3 separate regions of the Mus musculus genome follow, and all the other regions are linked to region 3. Evidence: chromatin loops called from intact Hi-C (ENCODE). Cell type or tissue: left cerebral cortex. All regions are shown on one strand.

Region 1 (8,000 bases), 110 kb before region 3:
GAAAGGCAGGGGCTTTCCAAGAGCGAGCTGCCCTTCCCACGACACAACTGACCTCTTGGTGTGTTTGTATCCCAGCAAAAGCTGCAAACAGCAGGGTAACTTTTTTCAGAAGCATTTCTGAACTTGAGATTAAAATGAGTCACTCACGATCTTTGCCATCTGAGGGGAATCATTTCTGCCGTCGAGTACTGGCTATAGTTTCTTGAGATAGTGAGAGCAGGACAAACTGCCACACCGTGCAAACAATTTGGGGGATCGAAATTAACATTAGAATACAAGCAGCATTAGACCAAACCCACTACATATGTATGTATATATTCATGTGTGTGTGGTATGTGTATGTGTATATGTATATTTATGTGTGTATCTGTAGGTATGTATGTGTATGTATGTATGTATGTGCATATGTATATGTGGTGTGTGTGTGCATAGGCATGCGTGGTGAAATCAGTTTTCTTCTATAATCACTCTCCATGTGATTTCCATACAGAGATCCTTCCACTTTCCCAGAGCTGCTGTTACGGTGCATGCTGCTGTGCAGGTCTTTGGACCTGGGTGTCGTGAATCAGACTCAGGTCTGCATGCTTGTACAGTGAGGGCTTTACTGACTGAGCCATTTCCCCAACTCCCTGAATTGTTTCATTTTTGAAGCTATCTCAATGGTAGCTACCTGTGTGATAACCACTGCAGAAGTAAATTAGACAGTTTAATGACCTTGAACAATGTTTGTGTAATTTTCTTTTAATAAAATTGGGGTACAAGATATGAAACAAGAAAATATCTACATAAATAACTTTTCAAAAACCTTTTGAAATGCTAGATTATATTATTATTGGAAAGGTCATTATTATTAGGTCCTCTGCTTATTTATTGTCCATAAACTAACTTATCTTAATGAACTATAATACAACTAACTATAAAGGGCTTTGTTCATGACAATTGCATGGCTATTATAGCCTTGCTTATGTAACACATTCAATAAGGGAGAGGTCTAAATACCCAGCAATAAAGAAATGGTTAAATAAATGGAAAGAAGTCCAAGAGGTACAATCTTAGTCATCTGTGGTGCTAGTTACACTGTCGTTTGGTTCATGTGTAGTCACAGTGAGTGTTGTTTGGTTCATGTGTAGTCACAGTGAGTGTCATTTGGTTCATGTGTAGTCACAGTGAGTGTCATTTGGTTCATGTGTAGTCACAGTGAGTGTTATTGGTTCTTCTGGAATAAACCTTTTTATTTTAATATTTATGGCCTAGGTGCTGGACTGAGGCATGGGACATCACTACAGAAGTTCCAGTTAGAGCAGAGATTCACTCCAGTTGTGTAACTTACTACAGAATATGTAAGTCTTAATACAGTTTTCTCATCATTTTGTGTGTGTGTGTGTGTGTGTGTGTGTGTGTGTGTGTGTGTGTGATACCTAGTCTATGTAAGAAGCTGCCTTTATTGGGTGAAATTAGAAGAGCCTGTTCCCATAGTAAGATAACTAGAGTAGTTTTCTCATTTAAACTTTAACAGCAGTCTGGCCACAAAAAATCAAAAACAAACAAACAAAAACCCCCCAAAACAAAACAAAACAAAAACAAACAAAAAACCAGATACTTTTGAGTAACTAGGCCAGCCATGTTCTCTCCTACTGTGATCTTCATTTTAAATACCTGGAGTTACTGCTATAACCATTCTTCTGAATGAGTCACTGTTAGCCAGTCTAAGGTTTAGCAAATGGTCAGGATGGATAATGTTAACTTTTGTATCTTAATCAAATGGAGTTACGAGTCTTGCACATCACAGAAGAGATGTTGGTCTAGTTCATTCTTTACATTGTTACTTCACTACCATAGTAAGAAAGTCCAGTTTATAATTTGAACATATCAGATTTTTTTCATTGATTGATTTTATTTTGAGACTCACCTGGGATAGTATGTGTAAAGAACTTGACTGTTATAATTGCCTAATATTTTATATAGATTTGCAAATAATATACAGTTGATTAGCCTGTATTAGTGCCTTGAAGCTAGCCAAAGAAGAAAATTTTAAAGTAGTGTCCCATTTTTTTCAATATTTGTTTTATTTATGTGCATGTGTGTGTGCGTGTCTCTGTATGTATGACAAGTGTGTGAAGGTGCTGATGGAGGCCAGAGAGTGTGTTGGATCCCCTGGAACAAGAGTTACAGGCAGTTGTGAGCTTCCCAATGTGAGTCCTGGGCACTAAACTCAGGTCCTCTGGAAAAGCAGCCAATGCAGTGAGCTGCTGAGTCATTTCTCCAATTTCCCCAAACATTTATTTATTGTGCTTGTGTGTGTGCTTGGATGTATGCATGTGAGTGTGTGTGTGTTTGTGTGTGTGCACATGCCACAGTGAGGTTGACTACCAGAAACTGCTGACTGTAATAGATCCAGATCCAAGACCATTTCGTCTTTGTCCAGCACTTTGATGTGCTGGGTGAGCAGAGATGGTCCCTGCCCTGTGTGCTACGGTGACTCTGGGTGGCTTTTCTGAGTACTCCTTTTTGAGGCCCTGAACCTGTGTCTCTGATAAGGAATAATCTCTTCTTTAGAATGGGTTATATAATCAACAGCAGGTTAAGGTGTATCAACAGCAAGAGCAAGGGGAGAGGGAGGGAGGGAAGAGAGAGGGGAGATGAGGAGAAGAAGGTAAGAGAGAGAGGAGAAAGAAAGATTGATAGGAGATGTTTTGAATCAGCAATAGTCTTGATATAGTACATTCTGTTTACTTTTATTTCTGACAATTTCAGACCACTACAGAATTGGGAAGGGCTGTTTTTTTCTAGTTGATTGGATCTCTTAAAATATTTATTTTACATATTGACCATTTTATACATGTATATAGTGCATCTTGAACATTCACCCTCATTTTCCTCTCATAAACCCCTTCTTCCCAACAATACCCATTCTTACTTCCATGCCTTTTTCTGTTTGCATAAACATAGTTGGGAGCTCTTTATTGTATTTTATTTCTTTGATGTGTTTATTTTATGTATGTTAGTACACTGTAGCTGTCTTCAGACACACCAGAAGAGGGCATCAGATCCCATGACAGATAGTTGTGAGCCATCATGTGGTTGCTGGGAATTGAACTCAGGATCTCTGGAAGAGCAGTCAGTGCTCTTAACTGCTGAGCCATCTCTCCAGCCCCTAGGAGCTCTTTAATGAAGCACAATCAACTTGGTGGTAGGTACACCACTCATAACTCTGGCTTTTAGGAGCAGGGGTATTCTGGACAAAGATTCTCTGTGTAATAGCTCTGACTGTCCTGAAACTTCCTCTGTAGACCAAACTGGCTTCAAACTCAAAGAACTGCCTGTTCCTACATCCCAAGTGCTAGAATTAAAGGTGTGGGCCACCACCATGCTCAGCTGACTTTATGACTTTTTATTTATTTATTTTTTTAAAGCTGTCAGTGTTTATTGGATATTTTCCTTTCTTACATTTCAAATGTTTTCCCCTTTCCAGGTCTCCCCTTCGGAAGCCCCCATCCCACTCCCTCCCCTGCCTCTATGGGGGGTGCTCCCTCACCCACCCAGCCACTCCCATTTTCCTGCCCTGCCCCTACACTGTGGCATCAAGCACCCTCAGGCCCAAGGGCCTCTCCTCCCACTGATGTCCAACAAGGTCATCCTCTGCCACATATGTGGCCAGCGCCATGGGTCCCTCCATGTGTACTCTTTGGTTGGTGGTCCAGTCCCTGAGAGCTCCAGGGCATCTGGCTGATTGACACTGTTGCTCCCTCCAGGGGGCTGCAAACCCCCTCAGCTCCTTCAGCCCCTTAGGGTTGTTTTTACTATTCTCATTATCCACTAGGGGGAGTGATATGGCCATTTAGAAAATAAGCAAGGGCTAATTGTTTACTGTATACTGAAAAACAAACAACGACATTTACAAACCAAAGGAGGTGGGGATGGAGGAGAAACACAAGGTGTTCTCAAATTTGTAGAAACATCTCATAAATTACAGGAAACAGTGGCAGTTTGATATTTTAAAGCTAACTTTCATTTTGAAGTTTGTCATTTTAGAGAGATGGAATGTCAATGAATGCAGTTACACTGCTCGTGCTATCTATGTGCTGAAGAGAGCTGACATCACAGGGTCCCGAACCAAGACGCCAGTGTGCTTTAGGTGAGAAGGTGTGGTCTGAAACTAGTTGGAGGGAGGGAGCCACTTTCACAGAAGTAACCATTGAAGATAATTTGAGGCAGGATCTCTGCAGCCTGGGTGAGGATGGCTTGGAAGGAATATATGAGCTAGCTTGCTTTGGAGAGGCCTTGGAAAGGGGGCAGATGGTCATGGCACACAACTGGATAGAAACGGACAGGGAGAACCACTGAAGACATGGAGAAGAACTAGGAAGGAGGAGACTTTCAGGAAATGCCCACGGAGTTCTGGTGTGTTGGTGGTAAAGAGGCAGGGGATCTGGAGTTTGAGACAAGCCTGCCTCAGGCAAAGAGAGAGAGAGAGAAAACAGAAAGGAAGGGAAGGGGGTTGGGGGTAGAGTTGTGGGGAAGGCTAAGAGGATGGGGCTGAGTATATAATAAGCACAGAAGCAAAATGCTTCACTCTTGGTTAGAAGGGCATTGCGTTATTGCAATTCCTTATGCTTGTAGCAGTTCCTTGGCCAGTTCATAGTACAGTCCAGCAGAGCATCTAATGCCATCTGCAGACAGCCATCAGATGGCCTCCTGGTCAAGAAGTCACATGGACAAGTCCACATGGTCCATCAGGGCAGGTGACGGGGCATGGTAAGAGAGCATGGCTTTCATCTTGCCACTCTCACTCCCATGCTGTGACTATAAGAGTCAGTTAGTCTCTGTCCTCCTCCATCCCATGGCCTGCTAATTGGGTGGTTGGATTAGATCAAGGTTGCTAAGTCAGCATCTGGGGATGGCTCTCAGGGAATCTGAGGCACGTCAGAAATTATCAAAAATATTTTTTTCCACCTGAGATAAAGATCCAACGTTTGGTCACATCCCCAGAAAGGATAATTTTACCTTAACGCTAAGAACTCCTTGTTATTACAAGCTTGCTGTTTCTAGAATTCCAGAATGTTCTAGCTTTAGCCATCCCAATATATTTCATAGTTTCCCTCAGCAAGCCACCAGAAAACACTGAAATGCAGAGGAGAGGGTCTGGTAGGGGTTGACCTGCAGGCTGGCAGGATGGCTCAACAGGTAAACTCTCTGGCAAGCTACTCATTCTGGGTTGGAGTCTTCGGAGCCAAAAGGTGGAAAGAGAACTGAGTTCTCCAAGATTTTCTCTGAGTTCCTTATGCGTTCTGTGGTATGTCTGTAAACAGCCCCAGTTAAAAGAATAATTAAAAGTGTTAACTAATCATCTTGATCAGTCCTCTCTAAAGGATTGTTTTTTACAGACCCAGTGTATTGTTAAAATTAAAATTAATCATTTCATTAGTAACTCACATATACCTTTTAGAACATACACTTTTATCTTTACTAGCCACACATTGGATGGTCATAACAACCAGGAAGTCAGTTTTGTGGTCATTCTGATGATCGGGAACTTCTGTTGCCTCTAGCATGTTTGCTTCCAAGATGGGGGTGCGTCATGGTGGAAATAGAAAGAGGTCATGGAACTTGAGTGGGAGTTACACTCAGAGTAAATGGGAGTGAACTTGAATGGGATTTACCAGAAGGCTCTAGTGAGGCAGTTGTGATGTCCTTCGTAAACCCTCCAGGAAAGCAGGGATCAATTTGGAAGTGGAAATGGAAATCAAGTTGTCATTGGAAATGATGTGATGACAGGCGATTGAGGAACATGTGACAGCTTCCTGAGCAAGAAGTCTATGTCGCTGGGTAAACAGCTGTAGCCATCTGATGTGTGATTTTGGTTAACTCTGACCTCTAGAAACTGATTTCTAATCTGTTGTTATTTGATAAAATTGGTGTCGGCTGGGCTGCCAAAACTGGCAGCTATTTGGACTGTTTTCTGTCCCTATGTCTCCTTGCTCTGTAGAAATTCTCTATACACCTGGCAAGGGATATTATCCCTTTCTGCCTTTATTCATTTCCCAAGATACTGTCAGAGAAAAATGTTTTAAATTTTGATGAGACTCAATTTATACATTTTTACTTTTATAGATCATGTTTATGGTATCGAACCAAAAAAAGGAAAAACAAACAAACAAATAATAGCTTCTGAAAGCCTAATAGTTTTAGATTTTATATTTTGGCATATGATCTGGTTTTATTTTTATAGATGATGTAAGACACGAACCAGTACAATTATTTTCCTCTAGTTAAAACAAAATACAACAGTCTGCATACTTTATGGGAGGAAAGACATTTATTTCTTTGGGTTTGAAGACTTGTACCTATAATCCCAGAACTTAGAGGGCTGAGGCTGATAAATTGCTAGGAATTCCAGGGCAGCTTTGACCACATAGCTTGTTCTAGGACAGCCTAGGCTACATTTGAGACCTTGAAACAAACAAGACATTTACTCTCTGGGCTGGGAAGCCCAGAACATGCTGGCTTTGCTGGGCCTCTAAACATAGTTACTTATCACAAACATATATTTGTGTGTGTTACTGTCTGGTGGTCGTTCCACATGAACTCAGATGGTTTTATCTAAAAGAAGGAATTCTGTCTGGGTACACTGACTATGGTGGGGAGTCAGACTGAGAATTTCTCAGAGACTCCGATAAAAGGACAAAGGGAATGCTCTGTGTTCTTGTCCAGGAACAGACTTGGCACGATCTATTCTGGGGCTTGGGCCTGGGCCTCCAGTTCCTGGGAACCTTGCTTTCTACCCTGCCGGGCTGTAACCGGCAGTCCGAAGGCAGACGAGCAGCCTGTGTTTTCTTTGCCAACATAGTCTGATTAAGTTCTCTGCTGGCCTTGATCTGCTCTTCCCCGTACAGCTTGTATATAAAGGGCTGTATATTTTAATAAACTGGCTTGGCATAAGTCACTAGCTTATACGAGACCTTTTGATCCCAGCCACTGCTTTTGTCTTCTGTATTTCCAACCCTGTCCTCCCACTTGATACCCTGCCATCCCAGACCCTTATCCCTCCAGGTTTGGATCAGAGTAAAGGATGGTTGGTTTGGCAGAATTAATATCTTTATTATAATTTCATATGGCTTTGACAATACATTTTCCATTTTGATCTTGTTTTTTCCATGTTTGATCTTTAGAGACATTTTAGAATTGCTGAACTAAGGCTGCTAAGATGGCTCAGCAGGTAAAGATACCTGCTGCCAACTCCTGACAACCTGAATTCAGTCCCGGACCCACATGATGGAGGAAAAATCAGCTTCTAAAAGATATCGTCTGACTTCTACATGCATGCCCCACCCTCATATGCATGCACACACACACACACACACACACACACACACACACACACACACACACACGTAGACACACATGCATGCACTTGTGCACATGCACACTCAGAACACATGCACACACCCACACATGTAATAGCTTTAAAAAAAACAGTGAATGAAAATGCATGAGCTGTCATTATTCTTTGTCTCTAACTTTGTCATTTGACTTTTTAAGTTGTAGTGATTTGCAACAATGAATTACTGTTCCCTTATAGTCAGAGAGTAGTCTTTTTGCTATTCATCATGGTTATATTACTTAAACACTATGGTTAACCATCCATTACCCTGTATTTCTTACTGGAGGAAAAAAAAAATCAGTTCTTTTGTTAAGGACTGTCTGAAATCTGAGGCACAAGTTCTGTCAGCGTGGGCTTACAACAGTCTTCCAAGCTACTGCAAGCTGCTGGAGGAGAGTAGGGAATCTGGCCAAGCAACTAGCATATGGAATCAGTCAGGGTCACCAGAGACCAGAGGGATCTGACCGGGCAGGGATCTGATGATGTGTCATCCTCATTAGCCATCGAGGCCTCCATGGTCTTGTTCCAGACCGCTTATCCTTGAACTCTGTGCCACGCAGCTGGGATGCTCATCTCTCATGTGCAAAGGAGCCAGAGACTTCTTCCAAACCTCTGAAAA
Region 2 (8,000 bases), 120 kb before region 3:
TGTGCTCTCAGAGGGGCTGTCAAACACTTGACAAGCCCTGGTAACAGAGTAAAAATAAAACAAAAAGGGGGACCACGTGGAAATAACCCAGAAACACCAGTGAGTCCTTCCATATGTCACACTGATGGAGCTTAAGTGATGTGCTTATGGTCCCCAGAAAACTTCAAGGGGAGCTGGCAACGGACGGAAGGAGGGGGTGGGTGAGCCTGTGCTCAACCTATGTGGGCACTTGGATTCCATCTCCAGTACAAAACAAAACAAAACAAACAAAAATAACAAGCAGAGCCTCCAAGAACTCTGAATCTCTTGTCCAAGTAACTACAAACTGCTAGCCTTGAGGTTAAGATCCTTTCAAAGATGAATGTATGAGACCAAGAAGAGAGATAGCACATAAAGGCTCCTGCCCACATGTCTGGTCACCTGAGTTCCACCTCCAGGACCTGCACCATGAAAGGAGAGAACTCACTCTTGCAAATTGGCTTCTGATCTCCACACCTGTGCACACACACTAAATAAATTTTAAAATTAAAGAAGTGTGTGTGTGTGTGTGTGTGTGTGTGTGTGTGTTGAGTGTAACTTGTTCACCATATCTCCCAAATTGGATTGAAATGTCACTGTCTCATCAAAATTCCAGATAGTGTTACAATCGTGTAACAATATATTAACTAAGACACATTTCATGTAAGCGGCCTAAAGCAGAGGAGTTTTTAATCTCTTGTCTGAAAGTCTTAAAACAGTGTACTCAGCAAACACCTGTTAAATGAATAAGATTTAATTTCCTAATCCAGTGGTTCTCAACCTGTGGGTTGGGACACTTTTGGGGGTCAAATGACCCTTTCAGAGGAGTCACCTAACACCATCTGAAAAACGCAAGTATTTACATTACAATTCCCAACAGTAGCAATAGTAGTTATGAAGTAGCAATGTAAGAATTTTATGGTTGGGGTCACCGTAACACGAGGAACTATTTTAGAGAGTCGCAGAACTAGGAAGGTGGAGAAGCACTGAGCCATTACTATTAGATGTTACTATGACATGCACAAACCATTAAATGCAGTTTGGGGCAGAGAAAATGAACATGAATCTGTTTCCAGGACGAGTCAAAGAAAGGAAAGACAACTTATATTAGCTTGAAAAACAACTGTCCCCAGAAAATCTGTCCACAGTTACCCAGAAGGTGGCTCCCATACAAGTGGCATCCCGATGTCACCAGATGCAGAGACACAACCTGACATTGCTGGCAGTGTAGCCCAGGGAGCCACCCCAGAACCTGGGCATCTGGGTCTGACGTAGAGAAGCATTTTTGGAAGAGTCAGAGTGAACCAAATTAAGCAGGTCTGTTGATTAAGTACAAAGAAAGTTGCATGGGAAGAGAGGCTCACAGGTAGTAAGCACTCAGCAGTGAGTCTGCGTGTGGTGCCGGGGTTTGAAATGACTTAATCTACAACCAGGTCAAGATGTTAAGGAAAGTATCTGCTACCACGTTGACTTTTCCTGAACGGTGAGTTCTGGTTCGTGGCGGATCGTGCAGGGCTCCAGCGGGTGCAGGGAACACTAACCGTGCTGAACACGTTGAGCAAAGAAAGCCTTCCTTTGAAAGTAGGTCACAAAGAGGGTAGACTTGAGGCATGGTCTTTTGACAATCACGCTTGCAATGTTTCTCAGAAAAGTGGAGACAGGGAGGTCTGGTCAGTTCTGGTGAAACTCCTGGGTGTCAGCCAGGAGGACAAGAAGAGCCAGGGTGAGAGTGGGGGTGGGAGCACACCTATTCTCGTGTCTCTTCTATCTGTCCCCTAGCTATCCTGACACAGAGCAGATAGAGGCATGCACTGAAACTTTTTGACTGAAAGGGACGTTATGTGCTTATTTTTCAAAAAGGCAAAGAGAAACTGTAACATTTTAAAACAAACCCCAATAGACTGGTGCCCATAAAACAAGCCTCTGGAGCCCTAGAAGGCCGCCACGCTAATAAACAAACAAGCAAATAAATATTCAGGAGCTGCTGTTATCCTGTTCCCTTGATTTGCTGTATGAAAATAAAAGGTGAGAAGGCTACACACTGGCCTCTGGGCTGTATCTGCTTGCTTGGAATGAACGACTCTCTATAATAGTGAGCAGAATCAAGCTGAATGAACATTCTAGGCGTGGCAAGCAAAGGAATTTATAGCATGGTACTGTGGAGCTTTAGCACCAACCTAGGCAGATGGCTTTAAGTGTGTGGTTAGAGAGAGCCTGAACGGTAGAGAAAGCGGGCTGATCTTCACCTAACCCAGTCCCTGGTGGAGTCTGCCTTCGATCTTCACCTAATCCAGTCCCTGGTGGAGTCGGCCTCCGCTCCTTTACTGCAGCCCTTCTCATTCACTTGGGCCCACTTAAAGCTCAGGCCACGGCCTTCCAAGAGGTTGATTCACACACTCCCCTACTGACTTGGAGCTGAGCCTCAGGCTGCTCCCCTGCCCTCTTTTGCCCTATGAGGGGGTAGGCCAAAACCACCAGGCAAGTTCTGACCCGGGCTCAGTTTAGGGTCCAGATTCTGACCCTACTAATGCTAGCAACAAGGGGATTTTGAGAATGAGCAGCCCGTGAGTTGATGGGGGTAAGGCCGGCTTCTGAGATGTGAAAACATAAAAGAGCCCAAGAGCAGAAGTCAGATCTGAACTGGAGAGCTTAAATAGGGCTGGGAGCGTAGCTCATTGGTAGAGGATGTGTGGGTCCTGTACCCTCCGTAGCCCACCAGCTCAGTCCCCAGCATGCAAAACAAACACCGCCAACCAATTAGAAAAAGAAACAATGGCTGGCTCCTGCCTCAATTCCTTGCTGATGTAAAGACTGTCAGCCCCACAAAATAATAATAATATTTCATAACACAGAATGGATTAGTCGTTTTCAGTATTTCAGCTTCTGTGGAGTCAGAGATGGGGAGGCCACCAAGGTTTTGCAAGTTAATGTACTCTGTGAAGTGAATCTCTTCATCCGAATTTCTGAGCAGCATGGAAGAATGTACTGTGCAGAATTGCGGACGGATTGTCTAGCACATGTCATTCCAGACCTCTAGGGTTGCACAGGCTTATTAGACTTAGTGATCAGAATACCAAGAACGTGTAAGACCTATGGCAGACAGTCTAATATTTAATGCTATACTGCCACCTTCTGGTGGAGTGATTTTGAACACTAGCTACAAATGTCACCTTCCTACACCCAACCTGCTGCATAGATTGTTACAGATTAAGGAATCTTCTCTTTGTTCTTTTTGTATGCGTATGAATTCTTGTATGAATGTAATATTTCTCTATTTACATTAGGTCATGAGATGGAGCGGTAGATATCATGGCATGGCCTTTAAATCAGAATTTTGATATACTTATGCGTGGGAGAGACTAGGGTGTCAAACTGGCCCTGATGGAGTCACAGATTCACTGTGCAGTTGAAGGTCTGTCCAGCTATTGTTAGCAGGTGTGTAAAAGTGCAAGAACCCCCATTTATGTCAGCTTTTTCACTATTGATTTTCCCCCAAGAAGCTGGCACCCTCAATCCAAAAGCTTGCTGACAGTAGAGTCATGTTTTTACGAATCCAGTTGTTTGGAACACATTCCAAATGAGCATATTTTTAGCCGTGTAAAACCCACTTGCTTCACGTACAGAAAAATACACCCAATATCTGCTGGCCAAGGATAAGACCTCATTCAGCTTCAGCTGTTTCATGTTCACTGACACAGAGCCACCTGATGGGCTGATGAAGGACATCATCTAAATATTAATGCCCCCTTCAGTTTCCCTTCTCCCAGAGCTCTTTGCTCTCCTCTCCTTCTTGGTAGTGTTTCATACCCAAATGGCCAATAGTCTTGAAGGTCCCATACTGTATGGATTCGCCTGTTACCAGAGATGTTAGAATCAGAGTCTGGGCATTGGGAGCCCGAACAGGCTAGTCTCAGCCACAAGTTCTCAATAGGACTGTTAAGATGGAATAGAGTACAAATCAGAAAGAGATGACTGAGTGACTATATGGGGAGAAGAACCAATGAGCAGTCCAGTGACATCCCTGGGGTCCTGACATCCCTGGGGTCCAGTGACATCCCTGGGGTCCTGACATCCCTGGGGTCCAGTGACATCCCTGGGGTCCTGACATCCCTGGGGTCCAGTGACATCCCTGGGGTCCAGTGACATCCCTGGGGTCCTGACATCCCTGGGGTTCTGACATCTCTAAGGTCCAGTGACATCCTGGGGTGTGGGACGCCCAACTTGCCAGCAAGTAAGACGCCACAACAGGATCTTTCTGCAACACGTTTATTGGGAGAGCATGGACTGCGTAGGCGAAAGACCCTGAGCCCCAGAAATGGCGCTGCTAATATAGGCCTAGGAGTGACGTGTCCATACCTGATTGGTTATGCTACCAGTACCTCATTAATATGCCTCGGGCCAGGCAGTGACTCGGCAAAAAACTCTTATGCACATGCGCACATTGGTTGTTTACCCATATTCATGGGTGTTGGCTTATTGAAACCAGCGCCATCTTGTAATGGCGTTTGGGGCTTCCCACACTGGGGTCCTGACATCCCTGGGGTCCAGTGACATCCCTGGGGTGCAGCGACATAAACATGAGGCTTATGTTTAATGAGAAGGAGAGGCGCATGCGTCCCTAAGCAGTCCTGGCCAGGCTGTGGCTCGGCCCACTATCATCTGTTCAGCTCTGTTTTCTCCTGCAAGGTAGTCAGACAAGTTGCGAGAACTGTGTGAGGTCTCTTTCCAGGAGACAAATCCTTTTCTGTGGCTAGCACCAAGGTTGTAGCCCTTTCCTCTTCCCAACATGGAATCCTTGAAGGAAATTTAAATTCGTGGAGATCCACATTCTCTGCAGTCTGATGGCCGAAGAGCAGTGCACAGTGTCTCTCTCTTCTCCCTTTAAAATCCTGTTGCTCCCAGGATGCTCGCCCCACCCCACCGTGCAATCTTGTCAAATGCTGCCCCATTAAGCCCACCGATGACAGCTTCTTTCAAAAACATTTTTATTTTAAATCAGGATTCCACTCCTCAAGAGCCTCTAGAGACTTGCACCATCATACAAGAGAGGCCTCACCTCACGCAAGAGAACGCAGGAGAAAGCAGAGGCAGTCATAAAGAAGGTAACCTGAGCAGTTTGTGTGGTCATGGCCCTGCTTGTGCTTCCTTTCCACAGAGCAGCACTGTTTCCCGAAGAGGCACACAGAGGATTTGAGGCCACCTGTGTCCCTGGACTTCCATTCCCAGGGTGTCCTGAAAGGCACAAGAAGGATGACTCTGAGGATGAGTACTTTAGGGCCATGTCATCCTAGCCGTGGGCCAAATGGCCAATCCTAAGTGTGTGTGTGTGTGTGTGTGTGTGTGTGTGTGTGTGTGTGTGTGTGTGTGTGTACTCAAAGGGGCAATTAGGGGCAAGGAGGGACAATGTGGGTCTAACCTGGAAGCTCACAGGGTCAGTGTTTGAAGGTCAGTGTTAGGAAGGGCTCGCCCTCAGGCTACTTGGGAGACTGGGGGAGGAGAACAATAAAAGTTCAAGGACTGCCTGAGTTTAAAGCCCACTCAAGCAACTTAGTGAGATCTGGTGTCAAAATAAAAGCTACTGATGCATCAGCAGGGCTTAAAATGCATGGGGTGGTGGGATGCAAGTCTCCGTACTGGAAAGCTTTTTCTCATTGGAGAGTGAATGGTTATCTAAGGTCAGGCCTCTTTCCTTTTTTCTTTTCTTCCCTCCAGTTCCACTTAAGAGCTCTGTGGCCTGGAATAACCTCTACTCTTGTTTCTTCGTCTTTAAAATGAAGAGAGTAGTGCCTGCTCTCTAGGTTTGTTGAGACACTTCAACCAAATCAGAGGTGCGTTTAGCTAATGGCGAATGGGGGCTATTTAGCATGAACACTGGGCTAGACTGCCTGGTTTCAATGCCAGCTTTATAGGTTAACTCCCATCTGGAAGGCTTTGAGACACACACCTCTCCCCCATGTCCCTCAACTGTAAGCTCAGATAATTGAAACCTGTCTAGCAGGACTGCTTTAAGGAATTTAAAAAATGTAAAAACTTATTTAATTATAAACAAATAGTGCATTTAGTTTCTGGTGAGCAATAAAAATTCAGCAAGGGGCCCTTCCTGAACATCAGGAGTCACCCTGGAAGATGCAAAGCACTATTTGTTCTCATCTTATTACAGAATTTTATCTCTTCTAATCTTTTTCCTCCCTAAAGTCAGTCTAGGAAGAGTCACAAACAAGGGTCTACAACGGATCAGAGGGAAACTATGTGTGTGTGTGTGGGGGGGGGGGTGCGGTGGATTGTAGTAACTACAAGAGAATAGAACACTTTGTGATCCTGGGTGGCCTAGACAGAATTCCCTGGCTCCATGGTGAGAATTTGGGCTCCATCATTTTTGCCTTGCTGGATTTTCCTTCTCAGACGCTGAATTAAACGATCTATCTTATCTATCCTATCCTATTCTATCCTATCTATCTATCTATCTATCTTTAATTTTTTTCCAATTCAGTCGTTATGTTATTCCCCCCTCACGGCCCACCCTCGGACAGTTCCTCATCCCATTCCTCCTCCCAAGTTCATCTTTAAGCAGCTTTAAATTGCCTGCGACGTTAACTCCAGAGACTAAAAAAGGCCTCTAGTCGCCCAGGTTTTCTGCTGAGCCTCACGAGACTGAGACCGGTGCTGCGGACCTTTCCGCACCGGGTGCGCAGCGCGGCTGGCCAGCAGGAGGCGTGGGTCCAGCCTGAACAGGTTATCCTCCCGGAAAGCGCCTCCAAACGCCGGCCAAAGCTGAGCCTGTGACTGTCGCGGGTCACGCCCCTGGCTGGTGTGGCTATGGCCAGCTCAGGCCCCAGGGCTGCAGCGCCTCCAGGTCCTGGGAATACTCCTTGACTGTATCGGGTAAGGCGAAACCACCTGCACCCCAGGCCCACCCGCACCCACACCCACTGCGGGACCCTCTCCAAGGAAGTTGAGTGCATTTGGGACACACCAAAATCCAATAGATGGTACCTGGGCTCATAGGAACCGTGTGTCCAGCTGTGCACCCGCCTCTCACAGCTGTAAAGCGTGTGGGCAGGGCGGGCTCCCAATGCTTCTTTCCCCACCTCCCTTTTCCTGCCCAGTGACAATCGGTCCCTTCTTCCGGCCCTCATCTTTCTCGGTTTCCATTCCTGCTAGTTGCCTGCCCCTTTTCTGGCTAATCTCTTTACCTGGTCCAAAAAAGCTTGGCAGAGGCTTGGCACTGAGCAGCCACAGGGACAGTGTAAACTGTTTTGGGGACCAGCAGTTGAAAATTTGGAGAGATGGCAAGGGACTCTTTAAATTGTTTTTTTCCAAAGACATTGGCTATCTTAGGGCTTTCTTGTCACTTTTGCTCACTAAAAGAAAACAAACAGACAAACAACAAATCTAGCCTAAGGCTGGTGATCTGATGTGCGACCTCCCCACACCCATGCCTCCACGTGCCCACTTCCAGCCCTTCCTCCCCGCGCCCCCCTGCTGGTAGAGGCTCTAGGCAAGCCTGGGGGCTGAGTGCTTCTTTAAAATTCAGGTAACCTGTCAAGGAGAGAATTTAATGACAAAGTTTTCCTCTGGTCGCTGCCACTTGTCTGTCTGTCTGTCTGTCTGTCTGTCTGTCTCTTTTTCACACACACACACACACACACACACACACACACCAGTAATAAATTAGACAATCTGCAAAATTTAAAAGTCTATCCTTGTGCTCCCTCTTTGTGACAACCCTGTAAAGAAGTCAAATGAAAGGAAAAGGTTTGCCATTCAGATTGTCTTCTGCATCCATTAACATCATTTCGGTAGTTGGGCCTTTGGTGTTCTTTATTTGAATGTTCTTTATCTGCTGTAATAGAATAAACAGAGTGTTGTGAGTACTTCTTTCTGTTGAGCTCCTGGGCCTGCCCGAGGTACAATGGCTGTCCCATTTGATTTGAAGTGCCCTTGACTCTGTTCTCCTTCTGCATTGTTCTGGAGCCACTCGA
Region 3 (8,000 bases):
TCAATAAGTGCAAGCCAGAATATAGACTCAAAGCCAGCAATCGCGGGGTTGTCTTAGTTGGATGCTGAAAAGGTTTTTGAGAAAGTTCAATATTCCTTCATGATAAAGTCCTGAAACTAGCACTAAAAGAAACAGATCACAGTGCACTAACGACTACAGATGACAAACCTATAGCCAATATTACATTAAAAAGGGGAAAAAAATGAAACATCTCTAATCACAAACAAGACAACGGTATTCACCATCTCCATTCTTACTCAGCAAAGTATTTCAATCTTCCCTAGAGTCAGAAAGAAATAAAAAGCCTGCAAATAAAGATCCAGCAGGAATGTCCACTTCATAAAGGCAGGAGCTCACATTATCCTTCTGTAGCTCAATACGGTCTCAAAGCTTTAGCACTGTGGACCACGCCATTCAATATGCTGCTGCTCCTGGGAAGTCAGGGCAGAGACAGCATAGTCAGCTGTACAGGGAAAGGCCTTATAGACAAACATGCCTGCACATAGAACGTGTGTCAGAACGCAGAGTGGAAGATAGGTATGCAGAATATTTGGGATTGTCCTGCCGGAAAGCCACACAGGGAAGTCTATTCTTGTGAACACAAGCTTCTCCGCTCCATCTGGGTCTTCTTGGCTTCTCTTTAATGCCAGCCTGAAGGGTACCAGCAAGCAGGAAAAAATCAAGACAAACCAACATCACATCCTAAAGACACTTTGCAGAGTACAGTCACCTGGTTGATACAGCCTCTGTGCCCTATCTCAGTCTGCGATTATAGCATCAGTTTGAAAAACTGATAATCCAAGACCAAACTGACGCGCACACACCTGTAGCTGCAAGCTTGAAGTGGATGACTATACCTTGTATCATTACAGTTGTCTTTAGCGTCCTCATTAATAAAATGACACATTCTTCTGAGGCATTTCAAGTACTCACCTAGCTTCCACTCTGTATTCTGACACATTTTATATACTCATTTACACACACACACACACACACACACACACACACACACACACACACACGGAGTAAAATTTAAAACATTCCAAAATGCCATTTTCTTTCATTGTTACAATTACTTTTCATGTCTATAAACAAATATGAAAGATTTTTCACTTATAATTCTCTAGAGACATACATTTAAACATGATTGTACAGATGGCTGTGAGTTACCATAGAGGTTCTGGGAATTGAATCAGGTCTTTTCCAGAAGCAACAAGTACTCTCAACTGCTGAGCCATCTCTCCAGCCCACCATTCTTATCTTTTTGCTCTTCTATGTACAACAAGTTCATATTGAGCATCTAACCGCAAAGCACATGTTGAACCTTTGAGCACTGTAAAGGACAATGCGAACCACTAGACCTCGGCAGCCACAAGGGACAAGGGCAGCCCTGTGTGGTTTTTGCCAGTATTCTGCCTGACAGGACTAAGAGTGATACAGTTTGGGCTGTTTGTGAGAATAATAAGCAGGAAAGTTATGCTCTGGGCTATACATTGCACATGAACTCTTTGCCTTATCTCTGCATCCACAACCCACAGTTTCAAATTCTCACTCTAGGGGCTGGCTCTGGGCTTAAGGTACAAAAGGTGTTTCCTTTGTCCTCCTACATGTCCTGTTATTCAGATGAGAATCTTGCTAAGGAGCAGCTGTGGCTCACACCAGTCAGAACTGTCATTCCTTTCCAGGCATCTCCCCACTCCCCACGTTTCCGCAGCCCGCGCCACCCCATGCCACCCACGCAGCACACTGTTCAGGGTGTGACCACTGTCACTGCTATCATCTTAAAAAATCAGTTTCGCCTTATGTTTTCCTTTGTATCCACTGTCATGCGGGGATGCAATCCACATGATTAAGAACAAAGAAAGCCACACTTATTTGAAAGTAACTAGGTCTTCAACCTGGGAGGCAGAGACTTACTCAAAGAGACCTGAAATGTGACAGCTGTATTTAAAACCTAGAGTTGCAAGTGGGCAGGTAGTTCCATCATGCAGTCAGGATTATAAAGATGCTGAGAACACCAAGCAGCCTTGTAAAACGGGGCTGGGTGTTATCGCAAGCATCTGGAAAACCCAAGTAGAACCTGGTAAAGAAAGTCCACAGAGCTCAATAGCAGGGTTTCAGAAAACTGCCAGTCTGGGCTCAGCGGAAATGTCAGCACTCTTGGGGGTGGGGGCAGGGTTCAAAGGGTAGTTTACTAAAGCACAGGGTCTTGCTAGAAAGCTGATCCTGAGGGCCTGCTGGTTCCACTTAAATCCCTAGAACACCCGCCATTGTATTTTGGTTTTCTTCTATGATACCACTATCTAATAAGGGAGATATTATCAAAAATTATTTCTAGCTCTATAGGAGTAAAATCTACTGAGAAAAAAAGTTTGGGTGTTTCTTAATTATTTATTCAACCCACTAATTTTTGTGTGTTTCTTGATAATTTAGTTACATTGTGCTACCATATTTTTTCATGTTTCCTGGCTCTTTTATTGGGTCTTCCCTGGGGGGAATTCTTTCTGATAAAATAGGAGGATCCTGATTGGGTGAAACCATTGGCAAATGATGTCAGACTCCAGTTTCTTGAATGTAAGTAGGTGTTCCTAACTTCCAGCGAGGATCCTGAGGTTTCTACTGTGTTGTGCTGGTCAGCAGACCATGAAGATGTGCTCGGTAGGTTAATCTAGAGACTGCAGCTCTCCATCTTCCGAGCAGCAGTTTCAGGCTTATAGTTCCTCCTGCACATCAGGATTTGGTCCCCCCCCCCACAATGCTTATTATAGAAGCTTGTTGTGGTTTGAGTATGAATGAGTGGGCTCATCTGTACAGTGTTTGGTCCCAGGTGGCAGTGCAAAGCTGTGGTTGGAGGTGAGTCTAGCTAAAGGAAGTCTAGCTGGAGGCATGACTCTGAACAGCATATTGGGTCCAAGGCCCTTTCCTCTGTCCATCACAGTGAGAAGTCTTTGCAACATGTTCCTGATAGTAACTAGTAACTAGTATAAACCGGAGAAGTCTGGCTTCATCAGAACTCCCTCCAATTTGTACTGATGTTTACTGAGGCTCTGGCAATGGGTTGGATTCCTTGTCATTGATCTACATACAAAGATCTTGATTTCTGTTTTGCTGACATAAAAGCAAGGTTCTCGATCCTAGGGCAATACAGACAGGACATAAAGATACCCCATTTCTGTCACCAGAAAAGTCATTGCTGAAGCACCTACCTTCCCTTAGAGTCCTCTTGATAATGGCTCCTGGTTCAGTGATGGGGCATTCATGGCATTTAGACATTCTGTTGTAGAAAGTCTCACACCACCAAGAGAGAGAGAGTGGGCCAGTGTGCTGGAATTGTAACTGTAACGCCATCGTAAAAACAAAACAAAACACACACTTCTGAGAGGGTATCCGCTTGACTAAAGAGTAACCACAGCAAAGCAGGGCTGTTTCCTGTGCTACTATCCTGTTCTATGCTACGGCTAAGACTTCTAGAAACACACAGGCAGTCGCCACGTTTTTCGATCTTTGCCATGAAGACCAGAGACGGATGGAGGAATCTCTAGCGACACACTGACCTTTGGGTAGAAAATTCACCTTTATTTCTATCAGGCCTAAACTGGAAAGAAAACGTTTTATAAGGACTTTCCATTACTTTTTTTTTTTAACCTTTGGAAGTTTGTATATTATAGGACATTTATGAACCTAACCTCTAAATAATCCCGAAGCTTATATTTCATAAGGGGAAAATAGACGTATATACATCCAAGCTACTCTAACCAATTATTTTATACATCCTTTCCATTTTAAAGAATATTTATTAATTTTAAACTATGTAAAGGTGTGTTTGTGTGTGTGTGTGTGTGCGTGTGGGTATGTGCCCACAGAAGCCAGAGGTGGTCTATCTCCTAGAGGCAGAGTTACAGACAGTTAAAACCATTGGGATTGAATGTGGCTCCTCTGGAAGAACAGCCAGGGTTGGTTCTTAAATGCTGAACCTTTTCTCCTGGTCCCTTCCACTGTTTAACCATTTCTTTCCATTCCCACAGACAGCATAATTTCCCTTTGAGCTGCTGATAGATTTTCTCCTGTTTTCGCCATCAGCAAAGGCTTATCCCAATTCTGGCTTCTTTTCAGACAAAAGAACACCTGCATTTCACATCTTTCTTCATTTGGGTCATCTTTCCCCATAAAGCATCTAAAAATTTCTATTTTGCAGTCTATTCTTAAAGAATTCTCGTAGCATAAAGGTTTCAGATGCCCTCTTCTTGGAAACTTAAGAAATAAAGGCTATTCCTTTATGTTTTGGTTGCAGAAGGCATAAATCTTTTATAGCAGTCAATGAAAAATACATCTGCTAATAAAATTTGCTCAGTTTCTTTAAGACTTTGAGGGAGAGGATGTACCCTGTAACTTGAGTCTTTAACATTGTCTTTCTAAAGCAAGTTTCTAAGGCCTCACTCTAATGACCTTTATGAAACTCTTGTTCACTTGGTTTCCTTTATACTGGGGATGGGGTGTGAAAAGAGAACACACTGGAAATGTTAAGTAGTCCTCCAGGCTACCTCCAAGACCTCATTCACACCTCACAATAAAATATCGCCACCTACTGGCTTCTACAGGCTCCTACAACGACGCTTAAAATCAGCTAGTCTGTAAAATCAAGTCTGTAAAATTCAGACATGAAAATGAATGTGAAGAACCTTTCTTTCCTGGACAAAACAAAACAAACGAACAATGTTTAACAAACCTTCCTCTTGTAGTTTTTGAGGTTAAAAAAATCTTTAAAAACAAAGCCAAACTAGTGTATTAGATGTGGCTCAGGCTTTCAACTTGTTTGGAAAATACTGTGCAGAGCAGAGTTTAGGAATAACTGCTTTCCGAGTTACCAACGCCTCCCAGGTATTGTGCATAGCGTTCTCCTTGGGGGGCACCTTTTGGGATAGTAACATATCACAAGCCGCTTGATGCACACGTTGTGTAAACGCCCACAGCTCTCTTGAGTCGGTTTCCCTGTCTGTAAAACATGCTATAACTTAGTTTTAAAAACCCTGTGAGAACGGACGAAGATGCCCTGGAACTGCTTTTGGCACGTAGAAACATAAAAGGGCTAAAACTCTGTTAACGTTATTTACGATCCCAGTCTCATCATATCTGTTTTAAGGGGAATCAGAAATTAAGGGGCCACCCCTCCCATCCTCATTTACAAAAGTCCCCATGACTGTTTTGCACCCAACAAGGCGTTCAATCAAGATTTGCAAACTTCATCCAGCCAGACAAAGAACTTTCTCAACCTACCTACATCTCCCTTAAGGGAAGCACTGCAAGTTCACTTTGTAACTTTTGTTTAGTAACGCCTTCAAGTCTTCCACGCGCCAAACTTCACTCGCCCAGACTGGCTTTTCTCCTCCTGATTGGCCAGCGAGCGTGCCACTCCAAGTCCCTTTCGCCTGTCGCAAGTGCCTCCTCCGGCCTCAAGCCTCAGTCCCGCCTCCTCGCCCCCACCGGCGGCCGCTGATTGGTCGAGGTGGGGCCACTCCACGTGAGGCACGCTAGGCTGAGGCGAAGAGCCCGTGGCCCCGAGGCGCGAGGACAGCACGAGCGCCACTGGCCACGCCCTGCCCCGTCCGGCCCCGCGGCGACTCCTCTGACCACCGCTTCCGCCCGCAGCGCCGATCCGAAGCTCTGGCGGCGGTTTGTGCTCGTTGGTCCAGGGATTTTTAGGTCTGGCCTCTGAAGACCCGACGGGGTGAGGCGGGAATGGGAGCTGCGGGGGTGACCGGCAAACCGCTGCCAACGGCCGCAGTCGGGGGTGCCCTCGTGCGGGGTCCGGGGCGCCACCGTCGGGCGGTGTCCGCGGGCTGGCCTGCGCGGCCGCCCCGTCGACAGCGGCTCCGGGGTCTCGGGCTCCCTGCGCGGCCGCCCCGTCGACAGCGGCTCTCGGGTCTCGGGCTCCCTGCGCGGCTGCCCAGTCGGCAGAAGCTCCGGGACCTCGGGGTCCTGGCCGCTGCTTCCCGACCTCGCTGGCCTCCCGTCGCCGTTGTGTCCGCTCGCCGCGCCGCCCAGAGTTCCTAGCGGGGGCCGGGCCTCGAACTTTCCGCCGCCCCGACTGGGAAGCGGCCGGGCTGCCTAGGGGATCTGCGTGAGTGGTTGTCGGGAGCCAACTGCCCGACGGGCCGGATAACACTCTTAGTGCAGCCTGGGGTGAGGGAGGACCACGGAGCCGGTCCAGGGGCCCGGTGGATGCTGGTGGACTGGCTTCCTGGTGAATTTATGAGAAGGGGACCCCAGGGGACTCAGAAAAAGCACCTCATTTAGCCTTCTAGAATTAGGTTAAAACCAGGAAGCACTATAGGTAGCATCAAGGTGGTAACAGCCCATCATTTATGAATATGCATGTGGAAATAGGCTAATTTAAATAACTAGCAGTTTTCATTTCAAGGGATTAGGGCAATGAGATGCTTCAGAAACTTCCTTTGTAGTCATAAGAATCAACCTTAGCGCTGTGATAGGTAGATTTGTTTTTAAGTATACCTGTTTAAAATATTGTCTCAATCACTAACTGTGCCACTGAGGACATTCGGATCTTGTTAGCACTGTATTTGCCAAATAACCAACTAATGCCTTATTTCCTGCGTGTGGCCATGTTTTAAGTGCTAATTTTCATATAAGAGTCTTGGACTTTAAAATATTAATGCCAAAATTATAAAACAGCTCATGTAAGGTGCAAACATCCTTATAAAGTAAGAAATATTAAAACCAAGAATATATATTCAACTGTGTATGGGTGAAGTTACGCTTTAAGCGTTCAGTGGTATTGTTTTCATTGGTGGAAAACTTAAGAGGTACCAGAAGTTAAGAAAGGATTGCAAATAAGTAATTTGTGTAAATTAAAAATTTTTAATGCTGTTAACTTTAATATCTGTTGGTTGGTAAGGTAAAAAGATAAGGGGAAATGTGATTTCTGTGTTCAAATTAATAAGACTTCAAATGACACTACAGATGACAGTGTCTTTAGTCAGGAAAGCATTTATAGGTATCTCTCATAAACTGAAAGAGCACATCGCTTTTGGGTTTAGTATTTAACATTTGTTTGCAGTGATTTGAAACAATTTTCCCTGTGTGAGTGCAGCGGCTTGCGTGAGAGTTGGAGCAACTTTCAGGAGTTGCCTCTCTCCCTGGTGGGGTTCAGAGGTGTAACAAGTTCTCAGGCGCAGTAACCCACTGCGCATTGTGACCACAAATGATTTTTCTAAATAGTTGGTTTCTTTTTATCATCCTAAATTTAAGTCAGTTCTTCGTTCGCGAAATACCTAGTACTAAAAGTTTTAAACACTTCACCTTTGCAGTCAAACACACTCATTATTTATAATAGAAATAGTTTAAAATGAAATTGAACTGACTCGTCTCTAAACTTGTATTTATAAAATATTTTAGATGCCTAGGACCACATTTTTAAAAAGTTTTCAACACGTTTTCTAAAGTACCCTATCTCACTGAAATAAATATTGCTCAGAATTGGCACTAGGCAGCTCAGTAACACCTGAAGCAACAAACGTGGAATTTACTGTTCACAAGATACAAATCAGGAAAATATAATATGCTTTGTATAAAGGGGTTTTGTGTCTTAAATTATTAAACTACACATAATTTAAAGACATAAACTTTATATAATGCCCACATTTATAGTGTGAGAAATTTTTGTGATAATGCAGATGACATTTTAGTTTGAGTTAGAATACAAATAGAAGAAAGCCCTTTAGATAAGTAATTTTTCCTATATATTTTGAAAAAAATAGTTACTTGTCTGTTTTTTTACTGCATTCTTTTTGAAAGACAATACAAAAGTGAAGATACATAGTCCCATATATAGTGTGTGATGTTTGTGTATGTGTGTGCACAGGAGTACTGTTGCCTTAGGAGGTCAGAGGCATCAGGTACACTGGAGCTGGAGGTATAGGCCATAGACAGTCTATCCCTGGGTTATAGGGAAGGGCACACAGTTAGTGCGGACACAAGGTCAA

What was found. Hi-C counts contacts between places; a loop is a spot of excess contacts. Peaks named below come from ENCODE experiments on the same cell type or tissue, not always from the same donor. Only the 100,000 strongest peaks of a DNase experiment are listed, where the experiment ranks them.
Region 1: it touches region 3 in a loop (5-fold over the local background); 22 of 42 quality-filtered maps call a loop at or near these places.
Region 2: it touches region 3 in a loop (4-fold over the local background); 22 of 42 quality-filtered maps call a loop at or near these places.

The regions. Positions count from the first base shown.
Region 1 is chr3:82,980,856-82,988,855 of GRCm38, reverse strand. It overlaps Gm30097 (a long non-coding RNA gene), which reads left to right. Exons shown (of 5, transcript XR_375748.2): 3 at 1,255-1,340; 4 at 4,020-4,135; 5 at 7,170-7,380. Among named protein-coding and RNA genes, the nearest start is that of Fgg, 23 kb to the left of the region's middle. In left cerebral cortex, a CTCF peak has its summit at 3,821 (motif pointing right); a DNase peak (open chromatin) is centred at 7,852.
Region 2 is chr3:82,994,347-83,002,346 of GRCm38, reverse strand. Gm30097 (a long non-coding RNA gene) reads left to right here. Exons shown (of 5, transcript XR_375748.2): 2 at 5,018-5,120. Among named protein-coding and RNA genes, the nearest start is that of Fgg, 9.4 kb to the left of the region's middle. In left cerebral cortex, CTCF peaks have their summits at 3,148 (motif pointing left) and 6,710 (motif pointing right); DNase peaks (open chromatin) are centred at 3,129 and 6,801.
Region 3 is chr3:82,874,033-82,882,032 of GRCm38, reverse strand. Rbm46 (RNA binding motif protein 46) reads left to right here and starts at 5,550. Exons shown (of 6, transcript NM_001277170.1): 1 at 5,550-5,725. Rbm46os (RNA binding motif protein 46, opposite strand) reads right to left here and starts at 5,328. Exons shown (of 4, transcript NR_040382.1): 1 at 5,275-5,328; 2 at 3,207-3,336. In left cerebral cortex, a CTCF peak has its summit at 4,606 (motif pointing left); DNase peaks (open chromatin) are centred at 4,573 and 5,452; H3K4me3 peaks cover 354 bases.